2 separate regions of the Homo sapiens genome follow, and region 2 is linked to region 1. A link is an interaction called in ENCODE POLR2A ChIA-PET data of the cell type or tissue named here. Cell type or tissue: HCT116. All regions are shown on one strand. Each heading gives the region's core, and the rest is flanking DNA. Links, peaks and the distances in the headings are about the cores only. Region 1 has its middle 33 kb from the start of DUSP5. Region 2 has its middle 25 kb from the start of SMNDC1.

The links. Peaks named below come from ENCODE experiments on the same cell type or tissue, not always from the same donor. Only the 100,000 strongest peaks of a DNase experiment are listed, where the experiment ranks them.
Region 2: POLR2A ChIA-PET joins it to region 1 with 5 read pairs; 2 of 35 experiments call an interaction of 5 or more read pairs at or near these places.

What each region holds. Positions count from the first base shown.
Region 1 is chr10:110,522,745-110,538,777 of GRCh38, reverse strand. No RefSeq gene overlaps it. Among named protein-coding and RNA genes, the nearest start is that of DUSP5, 33 kb to the right of the region's middle. RefSeq lists enhancers at 2,058-2,267, 2,758-2,847, 9,566-9,695 and silencers at 8,826-8,885, 10,713-11,007. In HCT116, for the core only: no CTCF peak of the experiment used is centred there; a DNase peak (open chromatin) is centred at 8,277; H3K4me3 peaks cover 3,005 bases; H3K27ac peaks cover 4,736 bases.
Region 2 is chr10:110,321,979-110,338,011 of GRCh38, reverse strand. No RefSeq gene overlaps it. Among named protein-coding and RNA genes, the nearest start is that of SMNDC1, 25 kb to the right of the region's middle. RefSeq lists an enhancer at 12,644-12,803. In HCT116, for the core only: no CTCF peak of the experiment used is centred there; no DNase peak of the experiment used is centred there.

The DNA of each region.
Region 1 (16,033 bases), core at 6,008-11,007:
ACTAGGTCTTATGTATTCTATCAAATGGTATATTTGTACCCATTAATCAATTTCTCTTCATCCCCAGTTCCCTTTGCCTTCCCAGCCTCTAGTAACCACCAATCTACTCTCTCTTTATGAGATCCACTTTTGTAGCTCCAACATTTGAGTGAGATCATGCAGTATTTGTTTTTCTGTGCCTGGCTTATTTCACTTAACATAATGTCCTCCAGTTCCATCTATGTTGCTGCAAATGACAGGATTTCATTCTTTTTATGGCTGAATAATATTCCATTGGGTGTATGTACCATATTTTCTTCATCCATTCATTTGTTGATGGGCACTTTGGTTGATGCCATATGTTGGCTATGGTGAATAGTGCTGCAGGAAGCATGGGAGGGCAGATATCTCTTCCATATATTGATTTCCTTCCTTTTGGATGCACACCTAGCAGTGGAATTCCTGGATCATATGGTAATTCTATTTTTAGTTTTTTGAGGAACCTCAATACTATTTTCCATAGTGGCTGTTCTCATGTGCATTCCCACTAGCAGTGTATAAGGATTCGCCTTTCTCCATATCCTTGCTAGCATCTGTTATTGTTTTTTTTTTTAAATAAATAAAAGCCATTTTAACTGGAGTGAGATGATATTTCATTGTTTTGATTTGCATTTCTCTCATAATTAATGATGTTGAGCACATACATGTTAGCCATTTGTATGCCTTCTTTTGAGAAATGTCTATTCAGATATTTTGCCCTTTTTTTGTTGTTGTTTTTAAGACAGAGTCTCGCTCTCTCACCCAGGCTGGAGTGCAGTGGTGCCATCTCGGCTCACTGCAAGCTCTGCCTCCAGGGTTCACGCCATTCTACTGCCTCAGCCTCCAGAGTAGCTGGGACTGCAGGTGCCCGCCACCACGCCCGGCTAATTTTTTGTATTTTCAGTAGAGACAGGGTTTCACTGTGTTAGCCAGGATGGTCTCGATCTCCTGACCTCGTGATCCACCCACCTCGGCCTCCCAAAGTGCTGAGATTACAGGCGTGACCCACCGCGCCTGGCCTATTTCGCCCATTTTAAAATGGGATTATTTGTTTTTTTCCTATTGAGTTGTTTGAGCTTTTTATATGTTCTGTCAGGTGGATAGTTGCAGGTATTTTCTCCCATTCTGTAGGCTGTCTCTTCACTTTGTCGATAATTTCCTTTGCTGTACAAAAGCTTTTTAGCTTAATGTAATCCCATTTGTCTTCTTTTGCTTTGGTTTCCTGTTGCTTTTGAGGTTACATGAAAAGATTACATGGAAAATCTTTGCCCAGACCAATGTCTTGGAACACTTCCCCAATGTTTTCTTCTAATAGTTTCATAGTTTCATGTCTTAGATTTAAGTATTTAATCCACTTTGATTTGATTTTTGTGTATGGGGAGAGATGGGGTCTGGTTTCATTTTTCTGCATACAGTTTTCCCAGCACCATTCATTAAAGGGATGATCCTTAGTGTTTGCTCCTGGCACCTTTGTCGAAATGAGTTGGCTACAAATGTGTCGATTTATATCTGAGTTCTCTATTCTGTTCCAGTGATCTATGTGTCTCTTTTTATGCCAGAACCATACTACAGCTTTGTAGTAAATTTTGAAGTCAGGTAGTGTGATGCCTTCAGTTTTGTTCTTTTTGTTCAAACTTGCTTTGGCTATTTGGAGTCTCCTGGGTTCCATATGAATTGTAGATTTTTTTTTCCATTTTCATAAGTAACATCATTGATATTTTGATAAGGACATACTTATTTTTAGGATTTAGATTGTTTTATTTTATGTTATCTATGATGATTTGTGTGGGGCAAGAAATACTTGTAGCATAATCTTTAGAGGTTGAGTACTGCTAAAGATCTTAATCCAGCCATGATGGTCCCAGATTTTGCTCTGTGCATTTACCCAGAGGAAGTCTCCTCTTCCGGATGGCCCCCTAGTATCTAATGACTCCCTCGGCTCTAGGACTCAACATTAGCTACAGCTGTCAGCCTCCAGGAAGGCATTTCTGAGCAAATGAAAGAGAATTGGGGTTTCCCTCAAAGACATATAAACCCCTTGGCATTTCTTTCCACTTGGTGTTCTGACCCATGTGCTTGCAGACAACAACATCCAGTGAGTAGGTGCCTCTGAGGAGCCCACCGGGTCAGTGACTACCTCCCTTACTTCATGGCTGAGGTTTGGACGTCTGCCCACCTGTCCGGTCAGCCTTACATCACCAGTCTAGAGGAATGGAGATCGTCCTTTTGCCTACTTGTGCAGCCCCGGGACAAACGGGGTGTCCCACCAGGCTCCTGTTGCAAGGTAGTGAAATGGTGCAGAAACTGAGAGTTGATGCTTCTAAGTCTAGTAGAATCAGGGTATAGGAAGGGGTGACTAAGCCCCCCTAGCAGTCCAGGAGTCATAAACTTTGTGGCATTTACTAAATAGGGCATGGCAGAGTGAGGGCTCTGGAGAACAAGGGACCCTGAATGGAACAGGAAGTGGTCACTGTGATTCAACCACAGAGCCTTTCCCTGAGTGTCATCTGTTAAGCGTGACACAGCCTTGGGGGAAAGTCACTGTGCTGAGGTGGGGGTGTGTGTGTGGGTGGGGGGACATTCAAGTTATGGGTTGGAGCTGCCACAGAACTGGGCAGTGAAATCAGGAAGAAGAGTAGCCTCCTGCAACACTGGTGTCTCCAGGGAACTGGGGCCACCCCCGATCTCAGTCATGAAGAAAATGCTTCTCTGTAGAAAGGGACAGCCCCCAGGAGGCAGCATCTCTCTGCCTTCCTGCAGTCGGGAACCTTGCTTACTCGATCAACCATTTGGACAGGTTACCTTACTTCTCTGAGCCTCTGTTTTCTTAACAATATAATGAGAATACTAGTAGAATCCATGAATGGGGTCACTGCGAAAATCAAGTGAGATGTTACATGTACATGGCTTATAAGAGAGACTGGTATAAAGTAAGTGGCAATAAACAATGACTGTCATTTTATCTTATGTTTATTTATTTATTTATATATATTCTTTGAGATAGAGTTTCACTCTTTTCGCCTAGGCTGGGGTGCAATGGCGTGATCTCAGCTCACTGCAACCTTTGCCACCCAGGTTCAAGTGATTCTCCTGCCTCAGCCTCTGGAGTGGCTGGGATTAAAGGCGCCCGCCACCATGCCCGGCTAATTTTTTGTATTTTTAGTAGAGACGGGGTTTCACCATGTTGGCCAGGCTGGTCGCGAACTCCTGATCTCAGGTGATCCACCTGCCTCCCAAAGTGCTGGGATTACAGGCATGATCTACTGCGCCCAGAGACTGTCATTATTTTATATTTATAATCAGAGACTCTCAGAGGTGGAAACCTTAGGCGTAAGTCATCCATTTTAAAGAAAAGAAGCTGGGCACGGTGGCTCATGCCTGTGATCCCAGCACTTTGGGAGGCAGAGGTGGGTAGATCACCTGAGGTCAGGAGTTCGAGACCAGTCTGGCCAAAATGGTGAAACCCCGTCTCCACTAAAAATACAAAGATTAGCCAGGCGTGGTGGCAGGCGCCTGTAATCTCAGCTACTCAGGAGGCTGAGGCAGGAGAATTGATTGAACCTAGGAGCCGGAGGTTGCAGTGAGCCAAGATCATGCCATTGCACTCCAGCCTGGGCAACAAGAGCGAAACTCCATCTCAAAAAAAAGGAAGAAAGAAAAGAAAAGAAATCTGAGGTGTCAAGAGGGGCATGATGTCCCCAAGGTCTCACATAGCTAACCAGAGGCACAGCCGTACCTAGAACAAGGGTCTCCTGCTCAGCCCCTTTCTCTTTTTCTCTGCCCCCTCCCCTCCTCCTCCTTCTTCATCATCGACCTTCACTGGGTCCTTGTTATGTGCCAATCATTTTACGTTTGTGATATATCAATTAATTCTCACACCAGGTAGGCAAAATTGCTCCATTTTCCAGATGTCATGCCATTCATAATGCTTCCATTCATCTTGTCAACAGTATCCTTTTAAAACTCTGCCCTCAACTCTCCTCCACCTCCAGGAAGGCCTCCTGGATTAAACCTCCCCCCAGGACTTTAATCTCTCCCAAACATCACACCCTCTCAGCTGTCAGCCCACATCCTGATCTAGCAGATACTTCTACAACCATCAACAATTGCCACAGACATATGGGGAAGGGGACAGTGTCCTTTAAACATAAGGAAGGGTCTTTCAAACCATAACTCTTTCTAGAAAATTATAAAAAGTACTTTAATAATAAACAGAACATAATAACAGAAAGTTTTCTGAGTATTTATTTTCTGCCAGCCTCTCTTCTAAGTGATTTACATGGGATATCTTTAAATATGCATCCTATAATATTCTCAAGAAATGAAGAGAATTCCTTGGCAGCTTATGTCCTGCCGAGGGTTTCCCTGGCTTCCAGCAGTTCAACCAAGGCAGTAGCAGCTTGGGGCAGCTTTTACCTTTAGGAAGGGTCCAGTCACGGGTGAGACCTCCAGAGCACAAGGCTGGGGGCAAAGGACTACAGGTGGGCAAATGTCCCCAGTACATGGAGGGACCAACCAGCCAAACACATTCATTGTGAGTTTTTTTTTCTTTCCTATTATTATTATTATTATCATTTTTTAAGGTTCAGTAGTCTTTTATAACTTGATTTCTCCTTCCTTCCTTCCTTCCTTCCTTCCTTCCTTCCTTCCTTCCGTCTTTCTTTCTTTCTTTCTTTCTTTCTTTCTTTCTTTCTTTCTTTCTTTCTTTCTTTCTTTCTTTCTTTCTTTCTTTCTTTCTTTCTTTCTTCCTTTCTTTTTGAGACAGAGTCTTGCTGTGTCCTCCAGGCTGGAGTGCAGTGGCACGATCTCAGCTCACTATAACCTCCGCCTCCCAGGTTCAAGCGACTGTCATGCCTCAGCTTCCAGCGACTGTCATGCCTCAGCTTCCAGAGTAGCTGGGACTACAGAAGCGCGCCACCATGCCCGGCTACTTTTTGTATTTTTAGCAGAGACGGGGTTTCACCATGCTGGCCAGGCTGGTCTTGAACTCCTGACCTCATGTGATCCACCTATCTTGCCCTCCCAAAGTGCTGGGATTACAAGCGTGAGCCACCATGCTCAGCTTCTTTTATTACTTTCTATCATTGTGGTTTTAAATGTATTTCTGAATATATTTTATAATATATAGAAATATATTTCTAAATATATTTTAAATACCCTTCGGTTTGTGTTTGATTTCCCCAGTTTCAGTGTCAGCCGGAGTTAGCCATGTCTATGGTGTCAAGTCCAAAACCTTTATGGGACATTCTCAGCCTGGTGATCTCTCCACCGTCCCCATGTCCTCCCCTTAATCTCTGAGACCTGGTCACTCACCACTTCCTCCCTTGGCTCCCGCCCCTGTTTTTCCTACACCAACGAGTTTTGCTGCAATGAGCCCACACAGCTGGGACTCTGCACATTTCCCTCCCTGCTTCAAAGGCTTCCCCTCAGCCCCTGCTTGCTGCCTGAGGATAATCACAGAGGATTACATATACCCTATTCAAGTCTGTCTCCCCAGAGTAAACTGTGGCTCCTCAAAACAAGGACTGAGATTTACTCTTAATAAAACTTTATTTATAAAAACAGGCTGCAACTTGCCTTGTGCATGCAGATGTTAAAGTAAAATTTAAATTTAAAATTAAAAAAAAAAACTAGGCTGCAGGCCTGTGGGATATCATTTCCTAATTTGATTTTTTAAAATATTGCATTACAATATTATGTTATTTTGGGCCAGGCGCAGTGGTTCACCCCTGTAATCCCAGCACTTTGGGAGGCTAAGGTGGGTGAATTGCTTGAGCTCAGGAGTTTGAAAACAGCCTGGGCAACATGGCAAAACTCCATCTCTACAGAAAATACAAAAATTAGCTGGGCATGGTGGCATGTGCCTATAGTACCAGCTCCCTGGGAGATAGAGGCGGGAGGATCACTTAGGCCCAGAAGGTCGAGGCTGCAACGAGTTGTGATTGCGACACTGCACTCCAGCCTGGGTGACAAAGTGAGACCATGTCTCAAAAATAAAGTAAAATAAAATATCATGTGTTTTGAATACTGAGGTTTTTGGAACCCTCCCTCAAAGCAAGTGTGTCCCTATCCTCTCCCTACTGTTTTTGTTCTTAGAGCCCAGCATATGGAGGTATGTCAGCTCAGTTCCTGTAGTTGGATAAATGAGTGACTGTCCGGAAAGGACAGCAGACAGAATTGGGAGATGTGAGGTCCAGGTTCTGCCATAATTATGTGATCCAGTCATATCCCTTACCTGTTGCAGGCCTCAGTTTTTTCATCTGTAAAACACACAGGCCTTATTAGATGATCTGGCAGGGCTCTCTCTGCAAATACTCAACCAACATTCATAGATAAAGTTATGGATCATACATAGAAAGATGGACACGACTTCATTCCTTACCCTGGAGGTACTCACAACTGAGTGGATGTAATAAATCTCTGAGCCTTGGGTTTTTACCCCTGTAAAACAGGGTGCTATTTGCTTAGGGCTGTTGTGAAGCTTATGAGAGACAGTAAGTGTTCTCTCTCGTATTACTAAAAGTCTTCTCAAAACCTGAGCCAAAGGGCCAGGCATGGTTGCTCATGCCTGTTAATCCCAGCATTTTGGGAGGCTGAACTGGGAGGATTGCTTGAGACCAGGAGTTCGAGAACAGCCTGGGCAACATAGTCTCTACAAAATATTTTCTAAAAGAAAGAAAAAATAAGAACTTTAGCCAAAGACTTGTTTCATACTTTAAAAAAACTAGTTGACCAAAATACGAACACCACACTGTTAATGCTGGGCTGTGGGAAGCAGCTGAGTGCCATGATTTCAACTGTACGTGGGCACTTACTGTGTGTCCTTGGGCAAGTTACTTAACCTCTCTGAGCCTTCATTTCCTGCTCTGTTGAATGGGAAAGACAGCTAACAGTACCCCCAGCTCACAGCATTGTTTCAAAGGCCACTGGAGATTGCAGTACAAGTGCCTTAAAAACAGAATACAGCTGTACTTGAGAGGCCATAGGAGGGCTCCTGCCACCTTGAGGTTTTATATGCTCTCTTCCCCTCTTTCTGTCACAGGATTGATCCTTTCCTGTGGAAGCTGAGGCAAGTTTTTACTTGGCATCAAAACCTTAAAGTAAAGGATGTGTGGAGGAATTTCTTTTTTTTTTTTTTTTTTTTGAAACAGAGTCTCGCTCTGTCGCCCAGGCTGGAGTGCAGTGGCGCGATCTCAGCTCACTGCAAGCTCCGCCTCCCGGGTTCATGCCATTCTCCTGCCTCAGCCTCCTGAGTAGCTGGGACTACAGGCTCCCGCCACCATGCCCGGCTAATTTTTTGTATTTTTAGTAGAGACGGGGTTTCACCATGTTAGCCAGGATGGTCTCGATCTCCTGACCTCGTGATCCGCCTGCCTCGGCCCCCCAAAGTGCTTGGATTACAGGCTTGAGCCACCGCGTCCGGCCTGTGGAGGAATTTCAGGTGAGTCACAGGAGAACCTGGGGGTCAGAGAGTCTTTTGGAGTCATTGAAATCACACAGTGTTAGGGACAGTGCTTTCTAAAGCTCCAGCTGTTCTCTTTGTTTGGCTATTTCTTTCCTTCTTTTTCTTTTTTTAAAATTGAGACAGGGTCTTGCTCTGTCGCCCAGGCTGGATTGCAGGAGTGCAATCACGGCTCACTGCAGCCTTGACCTCCTAAGGCTAAAGCAATCCTCCCAACCCAGCCTCTCCAGTAGCAGGGACTACAGGCTTGCACTGCCACACCCGGCTAATTTTTAAAGTTTGTTTCTTTTTTTGTTTGTTTGTTTGTTTTAATAGAGACAGGGTCTCATATGTTGCTCAGGCTGGTCTCGAACTCCTGGGATCAAGCAATCCTCCTGCCTGGTCCTGCCAAAGTGCTGAGATTACAGGTGTGAGCCACCTTGCCCAGCCTGGTTATTTCTTATAGAAACTTGGGGTAGAGCAATTCACTTCTCCTTGGACCTCCATGAAAGGAGACTCTGCACTGGCCCCTGCGTCTTTCCTGGCCTTGCACCTTTCAATTTCTAATGGTGCTTTGGAAGGGCCGGGAGGGGTGAGTGGAAGGGGAAAGGACGATTTCATTTCCCTGTGACCCCCTCAGATGTCCTTTCTGCCCTGGTCACTTCACTCCCGCATCCGTAGCCAGAGCAGAGCCAGGCCGCCCAGCCTGAGATCCTGGGCAGGTCCAGGGTGGATTCAGGACCACGTTGGTTGTCCTGAGCCAGGAGATCCCGGAGCAAGGGTGAGCGCTCCGCCCTCCTGGAGCATCCTCTGCGCGCCCCGCCCCGCTCCTCCCTCGGAGCCCGCCCTGGCTGGGCCCGGGCGCCCATTTCACAATCGCTGCAGTTGGGAATGTGGCCGGGTCAGTTCCCACGGGGCTCCCTACTCAGGGTGGGACCTCCTACTTGGTGGGGCGATCGGAATCGCATCGTCAAAATACTAATTATTGTTGCATCCAAAGCCCCACCAGCGGCGGGTGCCCGGCCCTGCCCAGGAAATCCAAATAATCAGCATCACTGGGATTTTAGTCACCTCGGTGGGGAGCCGGGTCACCTGATACCCCAGCCGCTGGGAGCCAGCGTCAGGCGCGAGCCACTTCCTGGAACCCAGCCTGGGACCTGAAGAGGCAGGGAGGCTGGTCGGGGGTGGGGCGGGGCTGGGGGGGTGGGAGTAAGGGAGAGGACGAGACTATAGAACCGTCGAGGAAGAAAGAAGAAAAGCTCACTATCTAGGCTCATGTATCCCTCTCTCTTTAATCCTGGAAGATAGACATGACTCTTCACTTTACAGAAGAGGTTGAGAAATGTAAGAAAATTGCCTCAAGTCCTAAGCTGGCAAGAGGCAGAGCTGGGGCACTTTCCACTACACTAATGGCAGGTAATTTCACAGGCAGGATAAACCACCCCAGCCTAATCAGTGGTTGAGCAAATTGGGAACGTGAGAAAGCTGTGGGCAGACGAGTGGTGTCAAGGCGTCACGGGACTATGGGACTCTCACGTTCACAGCAGCAGTGAGAATGCCCCCCTCAAAACACAATGAGGTGATAGGCATCCATGTGGGCCATGCCCCACCCCCCACCTGCATCGGAATTGTGAGCATTTTAGGAAATGGCTAATGGCTTCCTAAGGGCCCTTCAGAACAAAGTGCTTAACTGATGTCAGTTAAGCATTCATCAGTATTCAAAGAAGCATTCCAGAATCAGAAAACGTTTTTGAAAAAAACGCTCATAATTTATAAATGCATATGAACCCCGCCGCCCAACACACACCCGCCAAACAGTGGAAACAACACTATCCATTCCACAGGATATTTCGCAGCCGTTAAGAATAATTACAGGCTCACGCCTGTAATTCCAGCACTTTGGGAGGCCGAGGCAGGCGGATCTCTTGAGCTCAGGAGTTCAAGACCAGCCTGGCCAAAATGGTGAAACCCCATCTCTACAAAAAGTTAGCCGGACATGGTGGTGTGCATCTGTAGTCCCAGCTACTCAAGAGGCTGAGGTGGGAGGATCGCTTGAGCCTGGGAGGCAGAGGTTGCAGTGAGTCAAGATTGCATCACTATACTCCAGCCTAGGTGACAGAGGGAAATTCCCCCTCTCCCCCAAAAAAGAAATCCATATACCACAAGGTAGGGTACACAACTGTACACATACAGAATGATCACAGCTGTTTGAAAGGAAAAAAGGAAGAAAGAACAAAACAACCAACACCAGTACATAGAAAATAGATTGGCAGGAAATACCAAAATGCTGACAGTGGTTTTCTGTGGGTGTTAGGTGATTTCTTTTCTTCTTTCAACTTTTCTGCATTTTTCAACTTTTCTATGTATGACATCTATTACTTTTACAGTGAAAACTATCTGGATTTTATTTGAAAAGAGAGAAAGTGAATAACACTAGTAATAACAATATTAATAGTAGTAGTAGTAAATTAACATTTACTGAGAATTTATGGGGTGTTTGACACCATGCTAAGCACTTTATTTGCTTTTTAAAAAAACCCTCGTAGTAATCCTGTGAAATGGATATGATTATTGTCTGTGTTTTATAAAGGCTCTGAGAGATTAGGCCATGTCGTAGGCATTGAGTTTTTGGCTGTACAGGTTCTAAAGCCCCTCATCCAGGGGGCAGAACTCCCCTTGGGTATTGACTTGGAGGGAGGAGCACCTGCCTCATACCACTGAAGCCCAAAGGCAAATCCTCCCCGTCCTGTTTCCTGGCAATGGGTATGAGTGCATGACCAAGGCTCAGTCCATCAGATGCACCTGCCTGAGGCCTGGCTCCTGGACCCACTGCATGCTGGGGGGTTAGCACTCCATTTGCTGTGATATCTGGCTGCAGTGGCAGCAGCGTCATGACTAGACTCTTCCAGCTCAAATGATGGTTTTCTGCCTCCTGCTGCTCCAGGCCTGGAGAGCTGCTTAAGTTTCTGCCCCTTTCTCAAGACTGTTCCCTCCTGAACCTCTGCCAATTCTATTGCAGTGGATTCCCTTCTTTGTTTAAGATAGTCAGGGTCCATTTTCTATGGCTTGTTACCCAGGGTCCTGACAACTCTCGGTGACTTTCCAGCAGTCCCAGAGCAAATGGCAGGAGCAGGACCCCAATCCCGATCTGTCCATCCAGAGCCCGAAGCATTGACCCAAACCTCCCGTGCTGCCCACTCTTCCCCAAAAGTATGATAAACATTTCCTGAACTTCTGGAAAACAAACCAGAAACATGTTCTTGAAGATTTTCTCAGAAATTGGCGGCCCACTGCCCACCCTACTGTCGTGGGAGCCTGGAAAACCATCTTGTGAAAGGCAGGAAGCTGAGGCGAAACCTGGGTCAGGGAGGAACCAACCCAGGCTCCAGTGACTGGAGCATAGACTGGATCTGGGGAGGAGAGGACGCAGAGGCGTTTCAGGCCTCCCTGGCACTTCCTGACCGGTGCCAGAGGACTGACTCAGCCTAGGGTCTCCTCCCCCAGGAAGCCTCTCGACCTTTGGAGTCTGGGAGTGGAAACTCTGGTTGGACCCCCTTGTACCTTGCATGTTCCTCTAGGTGGTGAGAGCTTGTTTTCATGTCCACCCCCATGTGACTGTGAACTTCTAGAGGACAAGGACTGCAGCTTTTTCACCCAAATTCTTGATGCCAGGCATATAAATGTTATTAGAGTGAATGAGAGAAGGAATGCCGGAAGGGCTCTCCCCATCCCCATGCCAAGCAGTGTGCAACCATGAACCCTGGGACTTTTCCGAAGCATCTTGGCAAAATAGAACAGCCATGGGCTTTGGAGTTGATAAATCTTGCTTCAAACCCTGGCTCTCTTACATATGAGCAAATTCCTCCTTAACCTCTCTGAACCTCAGCTTTCTCATCTGAAGAATGGGGACAGTGCCTAACTCTAAAACCAAGCAATTGGGAAGATGTGAAAAGTGGTTGGCACACAGTAGGCCCTCAGTACAGGCTAGCCCCCTTCCTCCTCCAACACTTCATCTTGACTCAATTCCTTCTTCCTGCTCCTCTCCTGAGTAAATGTCCAGCAAGAGGGAAAAGGTTAAATAAACTATGGCATATCAATAAGATAAAATGTTATTTGGCCTATAAAAATAGTTCAACCAATAATTTTTAATGGCATAGAAAGTGCTCATATATTCATGTAAAGTGAAGAAAAGACCAAATTGTTCATACAGTATGACCTCAGCCATGTAAAATGAATAACATTTGCATGCTTGAACATGTAATAGACAATTTCTGGAAGATACACAAGAAACTCTTAACCATGGTTTCCCCCTGCATGGGAGTAGAAAGTTGGAGGTGGACTTTGACTTTTCACTTTATAACTTTTTGTTCTATTTGAGCATATATATATATATATATATATATATACACACACACATATATATATAATATATGTATATATAATATATATATACACATATATATGTATATATATGTATATATAATATATATATATACACACACATATATACATACATATATGTATAATTGTGGTTTTGTTGTGAGTATATATTAATATTTAAATGAAACTCAAAGGGCAGGGCACGGTGGCTCACGCCTCTAATCCCAGCACTTTGGGAGGCCAAGGCGAGTGGATCACGAGGTCAGGAGATAGAGACCATCTTGTCTAACACGGTGAAACCCCATCTCTATTAAAAATACAAAAAATTAGCCAGGTGTGGTGGCGGGCGCCTGTAGTCCCAGCTACTCCAGAGGCTGAGGCGAGAGAATGGCGTGAACCCGGGAGGCGGAGTTTGCAGTGAGCCAAGATCACGCCACTGCACTCCAGCCTGGGCGACAAAGCAAGACTCCGTCTCAAAAATAAATAAATAAATAAATAAATGAAACTCAGAGGACAGAAAAATAGAAAGGAAATATAACAAGACTTCAGCAGTGGTTATTTTGGGAGTAGTGGAATTATAGGATTATTCAAATGCTTGTTTGTATTTTTCTACATTCTCTAGGTTTCCTATGATGCACTTATAGTTCTTTTATAATCAGAATTAAGGGCAAAAATGACTTCAAGTGGCTCCCCAGGGGTGGGATTGGGGGAAGGAGCAAGTGACTATATCTAAAGGGCGAAGGGAGCATGAGATGGAACCGGGCAGAGGCAGATGTATTTTTGGAGCCATGTGGTTCCTCCTGAGTCAACTAACTTGTTGTCTGGTCCCAGCCTGCCAGTGGAGGCAGGAAATGCTCCCACTCCTGCCTGGTTCACTCTTAGTCACGCTCTGGGAGAGTAGGGTAGGGTGTAGGGGCAGGAGGCTAGTTGGGAGGAGTCTCCATCTGCCCCTGTAGCCTTCTGGACAGAGAGGTCCCAGGAAGGAGTCTTTAGCCCAGGCATCCTACCCACTCTGCATCGTCACCTTGGGGCTGGCAGGGGCTGGGAGTGAGCAGGAAAGGTTGAGGGAAGAATACTGGGAAAATACCCCCTGGCCTTTGGCAGACACCACTGCATCCTCTTGTGGAAGCTGTTGTGAAAATTAATTACCATTTGTCCAGGGCTTTGAGATTCCCCAGATGAAAGACCCGGCAGAAGGAGAGTCATAATGAATATGTGTTTATGGTTCTGACTTTCATCCCAAATGCCCGTCATGACAATCACGTGTCCCTCACCTAACCTCCCACCACCTGAACATCCTGACTTCTAATCACCAGAAGTTGAACATCGGTATTGACTCAGTCCTGACAGGGAAGGAGGGAGGAGCAGAGGGCAGGTGATCTCCTATCATCCTGCATTTCAGATGGGTAAACAGGTGTTCCATCCCCCCACGGGTTAAATGGAGGAAATTGTGACAAAGCCTAGGAAGCAGAGGAAGGAAGCCTTGGAGAGAAGGGTAATGGATTACTCTGGGCCAGTTCCTGATTGTGCCATCATCTTGGAGCCCAGGACTCTGTCTTTCTTTTGGATAGAGGGCTGGGAGGAATTCTAGGACTTCTGGTCTCAGGCCATTGCTCTGCTCACCAGTGTTAGGCAGGTTTATCCCTATATGCTCAAGGCAAATAGAATTCATTCCAATTGCTGATTCCTCCAGCAAAATGAATCAATTCTTTGCTAATTGCTTCAGAACACATTTTTGTAATTTTTTATGTTTTAAAAATTATTTTTTAACTAATGTCGATATGGGAGTCTCACTGTGTTGTTCAGGCTAGTCTCGAACTGCTGGCCTCAAGTGATCTTTGCCCCTTGGCCTCCCAAAGTGCTGGGATTACAGACTTGAGCCACCACACCTGGCCAGCTTCCAAACACTTTTGACCACAGCTGAATTCTGTCATCTGACTCCTGAATTTGGGTGGGAAGCTCTTTTGTCTTCTGGGTTCTTTCCATTTTGTCTCTCCTTCTTCATTTCACACAAGAAGATACTTATCTGTAAAGCCCCTCAGTGCAATTCTGGGCAAGTGTATGGAGCAAATCCAATGAAGAGAGGATCCTGAAGGGGCCAGCCTATCACTTGAGGAGACTGCATTCTTATTGGAGAGTTGGGCCCTTGCTTATAAGACACTTAAACAATCTAAGAGGGCAAGCAGGCAGAAAAAGAGGCATGGGTCCTGAGAAGAGCAGGACGGCTGTGGACTGGAGAGTTCAGGAGACTCTCCTAGGACCCAGGTAAGGAGGCACAAAGGGATGTAGCCTAGGTGGAGACTGTGAGGAGCCCATCACAGCCAGAATTGAAGGTTCACCTGGGGACGGGGGCAGGAAAGCAGACTGGGCAAGATTGTGGAGGCCCTTGAATGCCAAGTTAAATAACTGGGATTTTTGTCCAGAGGGCAGTGAAAACCCACTGGAAGTTTCCCAGCCAGAGATTGATAGGATGTAGAGTTTGAGAGGAGGTTAAAATATCTCACCAGAAGGTAAATCTTAGCATCTCTGAGTCAGCAGCTCTAACAGGGAATCATCATCTTCCTCCTCAGACCAGCCCCTGACTTCTATTTCAGCTAATGACACATCAGCACCAATGTCACCTCCCCTTGGTGCTCTCTGACACACTATCCAATTTTATTTTTCTCATAGCACTTGTCACCTTCGGAAATGATTTTGTTTATGTACTTGTTTGCTTCCTTTTTCTCTGTCATCTCATAGAATGTAAACAAAATGGGGTAGGTCGGGGGTTGTTACCTGTTTTCTTCACTGTTACATCTCTAGCACCTCTGATAGTACCAGGCTGATGGCAGATGCTCAGTGTGTATTTGTGGAATGAATGGATAGATGGATTGATAAATGGATTCATGACACCACTTTTCTCAGTTACCTGGTCCCCAACCCCATGGTGATACTTGACTCATCCTTCTTCCTCCTCTGCAGAATCTAGTAATTTCCATGTCTATGGAGATTATCTCTGCATCCCTCCCTGCCCTCCCCCTTTGCGTTTCCACTTCTACTCTCTAAGCTCCTTGGGAACAGAGGCTCCTCACCGACATTTCCCCCATGGGGCTCGGCACAGGGTCTTGGCAATGACAATTCTCACTGATCCAGCCTTTACAATTTTCCAAGAATTTTTCACATCATCTTGCTCTACCTAGGGCAGATTCAGGACTTGAACCTCAGTCTTCAACTCTAAATAACTTACTGTTGTTATTCTCATTCCACTGTTGTTCTGATTTGTCCATAATTTATGATGAATGAATGAAAGAGTACTCAAGAGTGATTGTAGAGGAAAAACTGAAAAAGGGAAGACCATGTTGACACAAAAGGACAGAAAAGAACAGGAAAACAAGTGAATGGAAGTGGGGGAAGAGGGGGTAACTAAAAGCTGGGCCTGGAGAGGACAACCTCGCAGGGATTAGATTACTCTGTGTCCCACTGTCTTCTAATATAAGACAGAAAGTCAGGTAGCCAACCCAGGAGAAGATGCCAGAGACAAAGGGGCAGGGAAGTTCTGAATCCAAAGGAGATATTTTCTATCAGTTTGTGAGTTTATTACTTATAAGCAATAAGTATTAAAAATATAAGCAATTCCCCTGGGCAAAAATTATAAAGGACAAAAAAATGTATAAAAAATAAAATTAAAATCACCAGTTATTGCACCATCCAGAAAATGTCATTCTAATATTTTGATGTATATCTTTTCAGACTATGTAAGTAATCATAAATGTAAAATAAGTAGAGGCACTTATATTTTATATATTATAGTATATATATTACAATATACGTATCATGTATATACTTGTGTATATACACTTGTGTGTGTGTATATATATAATATATATACACTAGCATACACACAATCTGTTGTTAATAAAATGAGATACATACAGTTTTGTAACCTGCTTTTGTTCACTTAATAACATGTTATGAACACAAAGGAGTTTTTATAAGCCCAAAGGGCAGTTTGAAAAGATAACCTTTGGGATAAACAGGAAGCCAGAGAAGATATATGAACATAAAATGAGCAGCTAAGCTCTGTGGTTTTGATAAATACTGTTAAAGTAAATAAAACTTAAATGCCCTGCCAGGTTAGGTAATGATTAGCTCCCTATCAGCAAGGCCACTAATTCATAGACTCATAGGATGTTGGTTCTTGAAGGTGCCTTTGAG
Region 2 (16,033 bases), core at 4,832-9,831, 200 kb after region 1:
AAAAGTGTTCTACGGTTGTAAGGCATTATTTTGTTCAAAAAATTTAATGGTCACAAACTCCTATCGGGTGCATATTGTTATTCTCATTATTTAATAGACGAGGAACCTAAGAACCAGAAATGTTAAGTAACTTGCCCACAATCACACTGCATGCAAGTGGAGGAGTTAAGATTTGAAGAGAGATTTTCTGACTCCTGGTTAATTATGAGTTCCAAGTGCAAGATTATAAAGGATAAAAAACTCAGCTCCTTAAGTCAAAGCAAAGTCTGAGAGTATCAGAGATACACACAAAACCCAAGGCTTGAAATCCAGGTACTAGAGAAGTCAAATCGCTCCAACGGTTTATAAATGAGGACAATTTCAAGATTTCGTTTAGTTGCCAGGAAATACATCTGTTGGCAATGTTCTACTTCTCAAGGGGGAGGTGGACAGTTCGGCATTTTCTTTGAACTAAATCACTGAGCTGAGCCACATTTCTATTTTATAAGCTTTTCTGTATCTGTGCATTATTTCACAATAAAAAGTTTAAAAGCTGACTTGTTGATGGTAGATGATATGGGACCATGTCCTTTCAAAATGTGGCCCACCTTAGTAGTTCCCAAACCTGACTGGTCATCTGAACAACCTGGGGAACTTCTAAAATGAATATTTCCACCCAAGACCCAGGGAATCAGAATTCCCTTACACAGAACCGAGAACTTGTATCATCAGAGGCTCCCTGTGACTCTCAGGCTCAGCCAAGTTTGGGAACCACCAGCCTCAAGTACGAACATTCAGTTAAAATTAATGTTTTCTGCAATGTTGTTTCCTATGGCCTATGGAGATGCTCAAAATATGCCTCATGCAAGACAGAGTCTAGTTAATTCAATAATGTTGTGTGTTCTCTTTTCCTGCCCTACACTCTGAACGTAACCTCATCCTTTCCCTTCTGATACATCCATTGCTTTGTACCACAGATACAATGTGTTATAAGATAAGCCCTATAGCTTAAACACCTAATGATCATAAAACTGATTGCATCTCTTCCTTTAGCATTTCTCTCTCTTGACACCTTCTGAGGAAAGACCTCATGCCATCCTGAATGAAAGCTTTATAAGAAGGTCAGGGTCATGGGTGAAGGCACCTGCTCCCATGTGGGAGTGGACTGATCTCTTGGCTGAAATGAATGTTGTAGCAGTTAGGCTGTTCCCCTGCTACAAGGGCCACAGCAGTATACCACTGGTCAGGGAAAGAGAAGTTCTCCATACTCTCCTGAATCTCGAGTCAATTGAGAAACCATAGACCGTGGCCATTCCCGGAAAGGAGGCAGAAGAGCTTAGATGCAGGTTGATGCCTCAGGAGAAGCTGAGCGCAAAGGCAGAGCCAGCTGTGTTGACCATGCAGACTCACAGAGGCCTTAGACACACCAGCTCCCGGAGTATCACTTTCCCTGCTTCTCCAACCTAGAAAGAGTGCAGTCAAAATGCAGCTCCATTTGTTGCCCTTCCCTGGGGAAAAAAAGAAGAAAGGGGCAGGAGTTCAGGATTTATTTTGCAATGTGAATCTCAGGAATGCATAAGAAATGGCAGTTGGCAGTTGCTGCCTCTGAGCAAAGACGCTCTATTGAAATTTGACTCATCCTTGGCAGCTTATTGTGCTTTTCTCCTTCGCCTTCCTTGTAACACAGAGGAGTGAGGTGAGTAATGCTCTGCACAGTAAGAGAAAAATAGATCCCCAAATGCCTTCCATTATCCTAAAGGCCTGTGTTACCAGCTGTGGCGGCAGGGGGTGTGGTCCCATCCATTAGCAGGGGGAGATTCAAAACATCTGACGCCCTCTCTCCGAGGCTATTTGTAGTTCCAAAAGCGCGACAAGCAGGGACTGAAAACTGATAAACCCAGAGAAGTCTAAAAGCCCTGCTGGGGGTCCTGTGAGAGCCAGGATGGACAAGAGCCCTTATATGCAGGAGTTCTCAAGGCCACACAAAAGGAAAACAGCCAGACCTACTTTCTGCTGCCTAACGTTGCCCAGTCCCTTCCCCACAGGTGTAAGAACCACTTCTACCCAAGGGTAAAAATAGTTCATATTTTTTGAGAGCCTGTTACATGCCAGGCATTGTGCAAAGCATTTTCTATGGGCTATGTCACCTAATTCACATGCATGTCTGTGCACACACACATGCGTGCACACACACAAACGTTGAGGTGGGTACTGTCACTATCTCCTTTTACAGATGAAGAAATAAGGCTCAGGAAGGGTAAGTAACTTGCCCAGGGTTACCGGGTTAAAACAGATCCAGGCAGTCTTCAGAAGACAGTCGTAAATAAACACAGCCATATTAGAATATCTGCTTGGTTAAATGTAGATATTTGAACAGTGAACAACAGAAGTACAAGGAAAAAATTTTGTTGCTTCATTTATTTTGCTTTATAGACTATCTAGGTCTTAGAGATAGGACTATGGCTCAATAACCCCAGACTTCCTAGAAGTGTTTTTGGTTACCTTCTAAAAGGAGGAAATGAGGATGTGGTCATTGCCAGAGTCAGAGGTTAGTTAGTAAGTCAGCAGTAGGTACAAATCACAGGTCATTATTATGAAGCTTCTCCCTCACTTACAGAAACCTTTTGTAAAAAATTAAAAGCCTCCATCTTCCCCTATGAAGTTTTTGTTTGTTCGTTTGTTTTTTGAGACGGAGTCTCAGTCTGCTGCCCAGGCTGGAGTGCAATGGCAAGATCTCGGCTCACTGCAGCTTCTGCCTCCCTGGTTCCAGCGATTCTCCTGCCTCAGCCTCCCGAGTAGCTAAGATTACAGGCGCATGCCACCATGCCCAGCTAATTTTTGTATTTTTAGTAGAGAAGGGGTTTCACCATGTTGGTCAGGCTGGTCTCGAACTCCTAACCTTGTGATCCACCTGCCTCGGCCTTCCAAAATGCTGGAATTACAGGCATGAGCCACCACGCCCGGCCCCCTATGCAGTTTTAAAAGTATATGTTAAGTTCTAATATATAAGAAACATATTTTTCCCTTCTGGAATTGACCACATTAACCTCCTATCCAACCAGAATCATGCTAAGGAGAAAAATAAATGTTCATCTCAATGGCATTTTCTTATTCAGCTAATTGATTTTTTTCTTTTTCTTTTTTTTTTTTTTCAGATGGAGTTTCACTCTTGTTGCCCAGGCTGGGGTGCAATGGTGCAATCTTAGCTCACTGCAACCTCCGCCTCCAGGGTTCTAGCGATTCTCCTGCCTCAGCCTCCCAAGTAGCTGGGATTATAGGCATGTGCCACCATGCCCAGCTAATTTTTTTAAATATATATTTAGTAGAGACGGTGTTTCACCATGTTGTTCAGGCTGGTCTCAAACTCCTGACCTCAGGTGATCCACCCACCTCAGCCTCCCAAAGTGCTGGGATTACAGGAGTGAGCCACCGTGCCCAGCCGATTTTTTTAAAAATAACAATAATGCCTGAACATCCAGCCACCTAATTACCAGCAGCTTTTTATTTGCACTATCATTAACTTCACAGCTGCCTTGTTAGTAACAAGTGGTACCACAGAGACATCAGCCACAACTGTTAGTTTCTGAAAGGAAGAACATGAAAAAGGACCAGCTCCTCCTTGGTGAAGGTCAGAGAGGGCTTCAGGCTGACTCCAGCAGCACAAGTGCCCGATCTCAAATGGAGGAAGCTGCCTGTGGAACCATGTTGGGTGGACGGGATCTTGGTGAGCATCTGGTTCAATCCTCTCCACTGACAGGTGAGAAAACTTGAGGTCCAGAGAGGTTAAGTAACTTGCCTGTGATCACACAGCTAGTTACCTTTAGTACTGGAACTGAAGCACAGGCCTCCTGATTCCTTTGTTATTTTTTAAAAAAAAATTTTAATTGAGGAATACATACAGAAAAGTATACATATCGTGAGTGTACAGCTTAATTATCTTTAAGTGGGCCATGTAACCACTACCCAGGTGAAAGGAACAGAACATCTCTAGCACCCCAGAAGCTCCTGATATTTCCCTTCCCATCACTACACACTCTCTCCTCCTCCTGATCCTGACTTCTAACGCAGTAGATTAGTTTGGTTTGGCCAATGTTTTTTGAATTAAGAGCTATTTTATGTAAAGCTCATGTATTTAAAGCTGAAAAATGAAACTTGTTCTTTCATAGAGTGTGTTAAATGGTATATTAAGAAAACATGTCCCATTTGTTAAGGGATACAAAATTACAGCTAAACAAGAGGAATTAGTTCTAGTGGTCCATACTACTGGAGTATGACTAAAGTTAATAATACATAGTTTCAAATAGCTAGGAGGATATTGAATGTTCCTAACATGGAGAAATGATACATGTTTGACATGATGAATATGCTAATCATCCTGAGCTGAGCACTATACATCATATGTATCAAAACATCACTATGTACTCCATAAATATGTATAATTACATGTTAATTTAAAAAGTAAATTTGGGCCTGGCTCGGTGGCTCACGCCTGTAATCCCAGCACTTTGGGAGGGCAAGGCAGGCAGATCACTTGAGGTCAGGAGTTTGAGACCAGCCTGGCTAACATGGTGAAACTCCGTCTCTACTAAAAATACAAAAAATTAGCCAGGTGTGGTGGCACACACCTGTAATCCCAGCTACTTGGGAGGCTGAGGCAGGAGAATTGCTGGAACCCAGGAGGCAGAGGTTGCACTGCACTCCAGCCTGGGAGACAGAGTGAGACTCCATCTCAAAAAAAAAAAGGTAAATTAGGCCTGGTACAGTGGCTCATGCCTGTAATCCCAGCACTTTGGGAGGCTGAGGCAGGAGGATTGCTTGAGGCCGGGAGTTCCAGACTAGCCTGGGCAACATAGTGCAACCCTATCTCTACAAAATATTTTAAAAACAGGTGAGTGTGGTAGGGCACTTGCCTTTAACCCTAGCTACTTGGGAGGCTGGGGTGGGAGGACTGAGTGAACGCAGGAGGTCAAAGTTACAGTGAGCTCTGATCGCACCACTGCACTCCAGCATGAATGATAGAGTGAGATCCTGTCTCAAAAAAAATAAATAAATTGATGATTTCTTAGAAACAAGTAATTAGGGTTAAATGAAATCATATGGGGGGGCCCTAATCAAATAGGATTGGCTTCCTTATGTGTCCAGAATTGGCGGGTTCTTGGTCTCACTGACTTCAAGAATGAAGCCGTGGACCCTCGCGGTGAGTGTTACGGTTCTTAAAGGTGGCATGTCCGGAGTTTGTTCCTTCTGATGTTCGGATGTGTTCGGAGTTTTTCCCTTCTGGTGGGTTCGTGGTCTCGCTCGCTTCAGGAGTGAAGCTGCAGACCTTCACGGTGAGTGTTACAGCTCTTAAGGCGGCACATCTGGAGTTGTTCATTCCTCCCGGTGGGTTCGTGGTCTTGCTGGCTTCAGGAGTGAAGCTTCAGACCTTCATCGTGAGTGTTACAGCTCATAAAGGCAGTGTGAATCCAAAGAGTGAGCAACAGAAAGATTTATTGCAAAGAGCAAAAGAACAAAGCTTCCACAGCATGAAAACAGATCTGAACGGGTTGCCACTGCCGGCTCCGGCAGCCTGCTTTTATTCCCTTATCTGGCCCCACCCACATTCCGCTGATTGGTCCATTTTACAGAGAGCTGATTGGTCTGTTTTACAGAGAGCTGATTGGTCCGTTTTGACAGGGAACTGATTGGTGCATTTACAGTCCCTGAACTAGACACAAAAGTTCTCCAAGTCCCCACTAGATTAGCTAGACACAGAGCACTGATTGGTGCATTCACAAACCCTGAGCTAGACACAGGGTGCTGATTGGTGCATTTACAAACCCTGAGCTAGACACAGAGTGCTGATTGGTGCATTCACAATCCATTAGCTAGACATAAAGGTTCTCCAAGTCCCCACCAGATCAGCTAGACACAAAGCACTGATTGGTGCATTTACAAACCTTGAGCTAGACACAGGGTGCTGATTGGTGTGTTTACAAACCTTGAGCTAGACACAGAGTGCTGATTGGTGCATTTACAAACCCTGACTAGACACAGGGTGCTGATTGGTGCATATACAATCCCCCAGCTAGACTTAAAAGTTCTCCAAGTCCCCACAAGACTCAGGAGCCCAGCTGGCTTCACCCAGTGGATCCCGCACTGGGGCCGCAGGTGGAGCTGCCTGCCAGTCCCACGCCTTGCGTCCGCACTCCTCAGCCCTTGGGCAGTCGATGGGACTGGGCACCGTGGAGCAGGGGGCGGCGCTCGTCGGGGAGGCTCAGGCGGCACAGGAACCCACAGCAGGGGGCAGGGCAGGGGAGGCTCAGGCATGGCGGGCTGCAGGTCCTGAGCCCTGCCCTGTGGGGAGGCAGCTAAGGCCCAGCGAGAAAGCCAGTGTAGCGCTGCTGGGCTGGCACTGCTGGGGGACCCGGCACACCCTCCACAGCTGCTCATCCGGGTGCTAAGCCCCTCACTGCCTGGGGCCGGTGGGGCCAGCTGGCCACTCCGGGTGCGGGGCCGCCGAGCCCACGCCCACCCGGAACTCGTGCTGGCCCACAAGCGCCATGAGCAGCCCCGGTTCCACGGTTCCGCCCACGCCTCTCCCTCCACACCTCCCCGCAAGCTGAGGGAGCCAGCTCCGGCCTCGGCCAGCCCAGAAAGGGGCTCCCACAGTGCAGCAGAGGGCTGAAGGACTCCTCAAGTGTGGACAGAGTGGGCGCCGAGGCCGAGGAGGTGCCAAGAGCGAGCGAGGGCTGCAAGGGCTGCCAGCACGCTGTCACCTCTTGCTTATACAAAGAAGAGATTAGGATGCAGACACAAACAGACAGAAGACCATGCAAATACACAGAGAGAAGATGGGCATCTCTAAGCCCAGGAGAGAGCCCTCAGAAGAAAGCAGCCCTGCTGACACTGTGATCTCGGACTTAGGTTTCTAGTCTCCAGAACTGTGAGAAAATAAATTTGTTGTTTAAGCAAGAAAAAGAAAAAAGGAACTCCAGGAATGTTCTATCCCTTTGCCCATTTGACATCTACACTTGGATGTCTTGCATAGCTGAGGCAGCAATATGTGTTGGGGTGATCAGACTCAACACCAGGTCATGGGGGCGACGAAATCCAGCAGAGTCAAAAGAATGAGAAAAAGACAGTTTGAGAGAGAAAGTGGGACCAGGGGGCCATCGCGAGTGTGGAGGCTGGGAAGGCCCTGAGCTTTGGGAGCCCTCGCTATTTGTTGGTGATCAAAGAAACAGGTGGTGAGGATGTGGGGGTTGAAACGAAATGGTGTATCAAGTGAATGAGAAACATATGGCTACTTGAGACAATGGGAGTGCTAGAAGCAAGGAGCCAGCAAGTCTAGCAGACATGTAAGCTCCACCTCAGCTTCTCTCCCAACGACTCAGCTTTTCTCCCAACAATATGGATTCCATCACACCCCGCCTTGACTTTCTCATTTTTGTAAATGGCGCCATCATTCACCTGGCTGCTCAGGCTAAAACTTAGTCATCAGGCTTAAATCATCTTTTCCTCACACCTCCCTTTAACCCACAGTACATTCTATTGACTAAGCCTCCAAAATGTATCCTGAATGCAACCCCCTTTCTCTATTTCCATCTCCACTGCTCCAACCCTGGCCTGGGGCCCCTCCATCATCTCTTGCCTGGACTACTGCATTATCTCCTAATAGGTCCTCCTTATGTCCCTCTTGCCTTCCTTAAGTCCAACCTTCAACCCACATCTAGAATAATTTTTTTTTTTTGAGACGGAATTTCACTCTTGTCACCCAGGCTGGAGTGCAATGGCGCAATCTCGGCTCACTGCAACCTCTGCCTCCCAGGTTCAAGCAATTCTCCTGCCTCAGCCTCCCGAGTAGCTGGGATTACAGACGCCTGCCACCATGCCTGGCTACTTTTTTTGTATTTTTAGTAGAGAGAGGGTTTCACCATATTGGGCAGGCTGGTCTTGAACTCCTGACCTCAAGTGATCCGCCCACCTTGGCCTCCCAAAGTGCTGGGATTACAGGCATGAGCCACCACGCCCGGCCTAGAATAATGTTTTTAAAAGGTAAATCAGGTCTCAGTAACTCCAGTGAAGGTCTGTTGCATTCAGAATAAAATTCAAATTCTCACAAAATTGAGGGGACTGCCTCAGCTTACCTCTCTGCCCCATCTTCCTCTCTCTACTGGTCTCCTTACTCGAGACATTCCAGCCACATGTGCCTTTTTTTAGTCTCTTGAACAGGCCAGTCTTGTTCCTGTCTTAGAGCCTTGGCACCGGCTATTCATTCTCCTCAGGGCATTCTTGCCCCAGTCTTTGAATGGCCGCTTCTTTGTATCTTGTCATTATGACCGCAATTCAAATGTTGCCCCCTCTGAGAGATGGGCCCTGTCTGAGAGCAGGTGGCTCGCTCCTATTTAATCTTCTTAATAGCTCTTATTTATACCTAAACTTTTCGTATGTATTTATTGTTGACTACTTTAACAATTGTCTCCTCCTGCTGGAATGTAAGCTCTTTGAGGGCAAGGACTTCTGTTTATAGCTGTATCCCCAGTACTTAGAACAATATCTGGCAACAGAAATCACTACATAAGTATTAGTTGATTGGCTGGATTTCCTCAACTCTTTTTTTTTTTTTTTTTTAAGATGGAGTCTCTCTCTGTCACCCAGGCTGGAGTGCAGTGGCGCAATCTCAGCTCACTGCAAGCTCCGCCTCCTGGGTTCAAGCAATTTTCGTGCCTCAGCCTCCCAAGTAGCTGGGATTACAGGCATGCACCACCACACCTGGCTAATTTTTGTATTTCTAGTAGAGACGGGGTTTCACCATGTTGGCCAGGCTGGTCTCAAACTCCTCCTGGTCTCAAGTAATCTACCCACCTTGGCCTCCCAAAGTGCTGGGATTACAGGTGTGAGCCACTGCGCCTGGCCTGGAGTTCATCAGCTCTGACAAGATGGGAAAGCAGTTACTTATCATACAGTCTCCATTGTTTATCATTTCAGGACACCAAGTTGTTAGTAATGGAAACCCAATTCAGGCTGGCTTAAGCAATAGTCATAGAGAAGACCAGTGGTAGGCCTCTCTTCAGGCACAGCTGGTACCAGAAACTCAAATTATGTCACCAGAATTATTGTCTTTCAATCTATCCCCTACTTCCCGAGCTATGCTTTTTTCTGAGTTGGTTCCATCTGCTGCCAGGCCAGCTCCATGCAGTGACTCCTGCCAACCCTGGGTTTACATTCTACATTGTATAGCTCGGCAACCTCAGCAGAGAAAAACTGGCCCCTTCTCAGTAGTTCTAGCAAAAGTCTCAGAATTAACTTCCATTGGAACAACGTAGATCATGTGCCCATCCCCGAACTAATCACAGTGTATAGAGGAATGGAATATGCTAATTAGCCAAGCCACTTGCCCACTCCTAGATAGGAGAGCATGGTTGGCAGTGATCCTTTGGCACAAGGGTTCCCATTTGAACCACTTTTGTTGGTTGAACCGATCTATTTGTACAACTAGAAACATAAAGCTTATTTCTCTAGAGAAGCTGCTAACCTGACCCACAAGTGCAGTTTTATTCCCACCAGAATATAAAATCCATAAGGACAAGGACTTGGTTTAGTTACTACTTTATCTCCAGTACTCGGTAAGTCTAGGCATTCAATGACAATGAATTTTTTTTTTTGGAGGGGGGATGGAGTCTCGCTCTGTAGCCCAGGCTGGAGTGCAGTGGCGTGATCTCGGCTCACTGCAAGCTCCACCTCCCGGGTTCATGCCATTCTGCCTCAGCCTCCCGAGTAGCTGGAACTACAGGCGCCCGCCACCATGCCCGACTAATTTTTTGTATTTTTAGTAGAGACGGGATTTCACCGTGTTAGCCAGGATGGTCTCCATCTCCTGACCTCGTGATCTGCCCACCTCGGCCTCCCAAAGTGCTGGGATTACAGGCGTGAGCCACCATGCCTGGCCGAATTTTTTCATTCATTCAATAAATGCTTACTGAAGCATTTAGTAAACAGGGCATTACCTGAGCTGCATGGTTTGAAGGCAGAGGAGGCGCAGTCCCCCAAAGAAAACTGCAATGCTATCTCCAGGGGAATAGAAGCAGGTTGGGCAAAAACAAAACAAAAACTATCTCAATTATCTGTTTTGGGGAACTAAAGCATCTTACTGAAAATTTTGCCAGTTCCAGAAGAACCAGTAGTTTTAGAGCTTAAGGATGAAAAACAGTCTGATTGCTGCCATCGTACAGCCCAGCCTAGTGACTTCATTCACCCTTTTAACATTTACACAGCACTGACTGTGTGCCATATCTCACAAAGCCTGTAGGACTCCTCCTACCCTTGAAGGGTACACCCTTTGTCATTGTCCTTTCTGTCAGCTGGTGCTGAGTTTTATTACTGGGACCTAACCTCAGGATCTTAGGGTCAAAGTCCTTACCTCTTGCTCCCCAAGTGTCCAGGCTTAAAGTTCCTGAGCCCTGCTCTATGAAGCCCTCATCTTCCAGGTCTAGCGTGTTTACCTTTGCCTTGCGTTATCACTAATCTTCCTGAATTTGGCCCTTACCTCAGGTTGCTGGACTGCTTCCCCTCCTATCCTACCCCTTGGAATTTGCTCTCTGGCCAGCCCAGCTGAATCACCAGGCCTGTTGCTGCCCCAAACATTTCTTCATTTCGGTCATTTTACTTGCCAGGTGACTCTTTCCTTAATCTGAGTGGTGAATGTAGCCACCCTAGCTAGCATTGACTTCCCCGGAGAAGTTATGGGATCATCCCAACATTTGTGCAAAGAATACATCTAAGGCAATCTTGAAAAAGAGGCTATCCTATACAAAAATAAAGAAGAAAGGCTGTCCCTCAGTTTAAGCTGCACTAGACAATCTGTAAGTTGGAAGCATCCTCCCTTTGCCTGCTTTCTTGCAGACAGAAGACCTAGAGATGAGCTGATCCCTACCTCTCGTGATACCTTGCACTGACTCAAATATTAACATTCAGCAGGTCGTCAGTTTCCCCTTCTTCCAGTTTCATTCATTTGTTAAAATCGAGTTATCCTGAATCTTTCAGATTGTTACTCCTCACTTTGTCTTCTGCAATCGAGGACCTGTCTCATGCTCTGGTGTTGAGATCTGGGAACAAGAGCCCTGTAGTTTTTCCTCTGAGTCATAAACTTAGGGACAAAGTATTCTTCATGATTCTTCTTGTCATTTCCTTTTTCTTTAGCTGCAGAAAGTCACTCTGGTGGTCAGGTGAATTCCTAAGCAGTGATTCTTTAGCACAAATGTTACCATTCTAACCCCTAATGTGGGTTGAACCATCTGTTTGTACAACTAGAAACATAAAGTTTATTTCTCTAGAGAAGCTGCTAACCTGACCCACAAGTGCAGTTTTATTCCCACCAGAATATAAAATCCATAAGGAAAGGGACTTCTTTTAGTTGCTACTGTATCTCCAGTACCCAGCAAGTCTAGGCACTCAATGACGATGAAGTCATTCATACATTCAACAAATACTTATTGAAGCATTTACTAAAGAGGGCATTGTGTCAGATGATACTTGAGAAGGAATTAAAAGCAAATGTAGCCAGGAGGATATTTCAGCCACAAGTAACAGAGCTGCCTTAAACCATGAGGCATTTCCTGGTGCACAGAAATGGAAATCCAAATTGAGATCAGCTCAGGGTAGCTCCATCCACCGTCAAAGACCAAGGTGTTTTCATAGCATTATCCTAAGCCCTGTTACCTCTGGGGAAAGGAGAGAGGAAAGAGAGAGAGAAAGGTCCCAGAATGGCTGTCAGTAACAACTAGAATCATGACAGGAGAGCAAAGCTTCCCAAAGTGAGGGAAACTCTTCCCAGAAGCCTCCAGCAGTCCTTCTGGGTCTCAATGGCCAGTCACATCCCCACTCCTGAATCATGGATTTAGGCTCAGACAAATCAGCCCCTCACCTGACACTGAAGGCGGGGTCAGCTTCCCTGAAGCCACGGGGCTGCGTGGAGGAGGAGTGACCCTCTGAACAGAAACTTTGAGAAAGGGAGGAGGAGTTAGAAGGGTTGGATGGGGTGGAGGGCAACTGTAGCATTCACTACGAATCATACCTAGCATTTGTCATGAAAGTCTATAGTTTAAAAAATATCCGTCTGTATGTTAACTCGTTTAATCCTTCCAATGATGGTAAGCTAGTGGTTCTCATTTCAGCCGCAAGTCAGAGTCACCTATGGAGTGATCTTGATTCAGAAGGCCCGGAGTGGGGTCTGGACATTTGTAGTTTATTTGTTGTTGTTGCTGTTTGAGTTGGGGTCTTACTGTGTCACCCAGGCTGGAGTGCAGTGATGTGAACATGGCTCACTGTAGCCTCAAACTCCTGGGCTCAAGCAATCCTCCCACCTCAGCCTCCCGAGTAGCTGGGACCACAGGTGCATGCCACCATGCCTGGCTAATTTTTAAATTTTTTATTTTGTAGAGATGGGGTCTCACTATGTTGTCTAGGCTGGTTTTGAATTCCTGGGCTCAAGCAATCCTCCCACCTTGGCCTCCACTGGGATTACAGAGTGAGCCACTGCACCCAACCTAGACATTTGTAGTTCTTAAAAGCTATATGGGTAGTTCTGATGCCCAGCCTGCATTGCACACCAGGGCTGTGAGCTAAGCAGCTTATCCCACAGGTGTGCAAATAAGAATTCAGCAGAGTCCCTGCCTTGGAAAGTCTATACTGTGTGTGTATGTTAGGAGATTTTTACATGCAAGCCAGAGTTGTTCAGGGGAGGAAGAGCTCCCCACAGGACAGAATGTTGGTGAAGGTTACTGGGCAAGAGTGAGAATGAAGAAGACTTTTGTGTAGAGAAGCAAGGGCAATGATGTAGCCAGAAGGGCACAGCATGAGCTGGGGTAAAAAAAGATGGAACACTCGTCAAATTCATGTGTCATCTTTATCTGATCTCTCTTTTTTGTCATATTAGTTTGTGGGAAGGGAAGTTTTCTTATCATGAGCCAATGACTGGAGAAGCTGAGGTTTGTTTCCAGAACTCGGTGAATCAATGCTATCTGATATTCCTGATACTTTGCTGAAACTGTTCACCAAACTTCCTCTTTGAGCACAAAGGGGATTTTAAGAGGCAACATTGGGGCTTTCACATATTTATGTTTTTAAAATCAAATACACCGAGTGGAAAAACCCTATGAGATCACCTCTGTGCCCTAAGCAAACTGCAAGGGATATACAATCATCTTCTTAAGAGAAGGAGGCATTTCAATTCCTTCTCAAACCAAACAAAGATAAACCTGATCAAATCCAGCCAGGCTGCAAAAGTGATTAGGAGGAAGGCTAGAAACAACCTGGAGAATACAGAGGAAGTTTGTAAATTGGCTGGCAATTGGATTACATTTAAAAATTCAATTAGTGACAGATTCAGAATAGCGTTTCCTTCGGTGAGTTTGTTAACTACCGGGCAGAGCCTTGGTTGTTTGCTGATAGCACAGAAAGTGAGTCATTCAGTGTTGGGCTGGGACAAGTGTCACCCACTCACTTTGATGGATACACCCCAAGCATAGAAATATGTGGTCAATGGGAGTTCAAGACCAGCCTGACCAACATGGAGAAACCCTGTCTCTACTAAAAATACAAAATTAGCTGGGCATGGTGGCACATGCCTGTAATCCCAGCTACCAGAAGTTTGAGGCAGGAGAATCACCTTAACCCAGGAGGCGAAAGTTGCAGTGAGCCAAGATCACGCCATTGCACTCCAGCCTGGGCAACCAGAGTGAAACTCCATCTCAAAAAAAAAAAAGAAATATGTGGTCTGATTTTTTTGAGCTCTATCACTGCTCACTGTTCTTGACAACTTATTTTCCTTCTTTGACTTACCTTTGTTGATGCTACTTCTGCTACTTCTAAATTGCTTTTTAGTAAACCATGAAGGGGTCTCCCTCATATGAAAGGAGTTTCTTGGGGGTACAAAGAGAGTTGGCAACAGATGTTCAGTATATGGCTTGGGCTGGACATTGGAGGAATATTGCCTCTCCCAGGTCTCAGGACTCCCACCTATGTTATCTATTAAGTGGACTCAGGATAAGAATTCTGGGATAGACAAGAGATATCTACAGAAAGCACTAGTGTGGTAATTAGCTCCGGCAATGAAAATAAACAAAACATGTACAAATCTTTCAAGTATGGTCATAATATAATCTTTATAAGAGAAATGTTATCATCTGGGAGGACGATAGAAAGGAAAGAAAGGATGGAAAGAAAAGCACCAGGTCACAGAGGAGGGAACTGGCATAGTGAGCTGACTCACTAGGTCCCTGGGCCTATGCTCAACCAGCTCCAGAAGACAAGGAGCAAGAGCAGGAATGTGCGGGAGGGCAGCTGATGTGGCAGTGATGCAGCAGCAGAGAGGCCTCCTGACAGAGCTAAACCTGACTCATGCCCATTTGTCTGGGACAGCCAGATCTTTCTGCAGGTCCCATTTTTCCTGGTTTAAGCTGGTCTGTAAGTTGAGTGAGAATCATTTTCCTGGGTGTCAACTCTGTGGCCTTCCCTTCAGAGTGGACATAAAATCAATAATGCTGATGAGCTGAAAATGACTGCAAACAAAAGACAATATTTTGGAGAAATTTGGGCTTTGTTTTGGCAAATGAGTGGCTTAAGAGTTAGAAGGAAGAATCCTAGGGATATGAGTGATGGACATGAGTACTAGTCCACAAAAAGTGGTATAAAAAGCAAAGAAGGGTAGTCTCTCACCTACAGCAGAAAAGAGTCCAAAACGGTTTCATTGAAAAAGATCACTCTCCTAGTTTAAGCTTATTGTTGGTCTACTCATGTGCTAGTGACCAAAGTTACACATGAATTGCTTAGCCCAACGCATCTCCTTGGTGGAAAAATAAGCTCAGTTGCCTCACTGTCCATTATGTAAGCACGTGTACAAAGTTCCCCTCCTTGGGCCTTTGCCTCAGGTTCTTTGCTGGTTTTCTCACCTGGATAATCTTATTTGGGGAGGTTTATCATGGCAAAAGAAGAACTTACTGCCTGAGAAACAGATAGGCTCCATATAGGGAATCAATTCAAACTCTTGTTTCACTCAGCCATTTGCTCATTCAACAAACACTCAGCCCCAGCTATTTGCCATGTTCTGGAGATCTACAGATGAATAAGACCTGATGCTAAAGGAAAATCAATGGCAAGAGTACAATGGAACACCAGATATAATAGAGGTAAAGGAGCACAGATACCACAGCACTACGCAGGATGAGCAGGGGGCATCCAGTTCCACCTAGGGAAAGGGGTCAGGGACGTTTTCCAAGAGAAGATGACCCTTGAGTTGGTGATTGAAGGATGAGTACAGATTAGCCTGAGAAACAAGAGAATAAACTTCCACTAAAAAAGATCAACATTGGCAAACCACAGAGGTGTGACACTGTGGCTCATTTGGAGACCTCCAAGTGGCATAACTAAGGCTAGAGATGACATCAGGACCCAGATCTTGAAGCAATATGCTACGGTATAGAAATTCTGTTTCCAAAGGGATGGAAAATCACTGGAAGATTTTAAACTGGAAAGTGACAAGGTCAGAATTCGGGCTTAAAATAACCATTCCGGCAGCAGAAAGAGAAGAGATCAGGATGACAATTTAGGAGACTCCCAGGCTATAAATATGGAATTGTACTAAGACAGCAGCTGTGAGAAAGGAAAGAGGCTTGAGCTATGTAATGACATAGTAGATGGAGTTGGTGTCCCACTGAAGTAGAAAAGAAAGGAGAAGAATGAGTTCAGAGGGACTCCAGGGTTCTCTCTTGTAGAAGGCAGCAGGTAGCATCATTTCCTGAAAAAGTAAATATAAGAAGAGGAGCAAATTCGGAGGGAAGAGGATAAATTCCATTTTGGACATGTGTGCAAAATGTCTGTGGCTTCTTTCACTTTTAGCAGTTTGAGTAAAGTGTTCCAAAGTATGCTTTTCTTTGTATTTATCCTGCTTGGGGTTTACCAAGATTCTTGGATATGTAACTTTATGTCTTTCACCAAATTTGGAAAAACTTCAGCCACTATTTTCTTATTTTTTCTTTTTTGATACAGAGTCTTGCTCTGTCATTCAGGCTGGAGT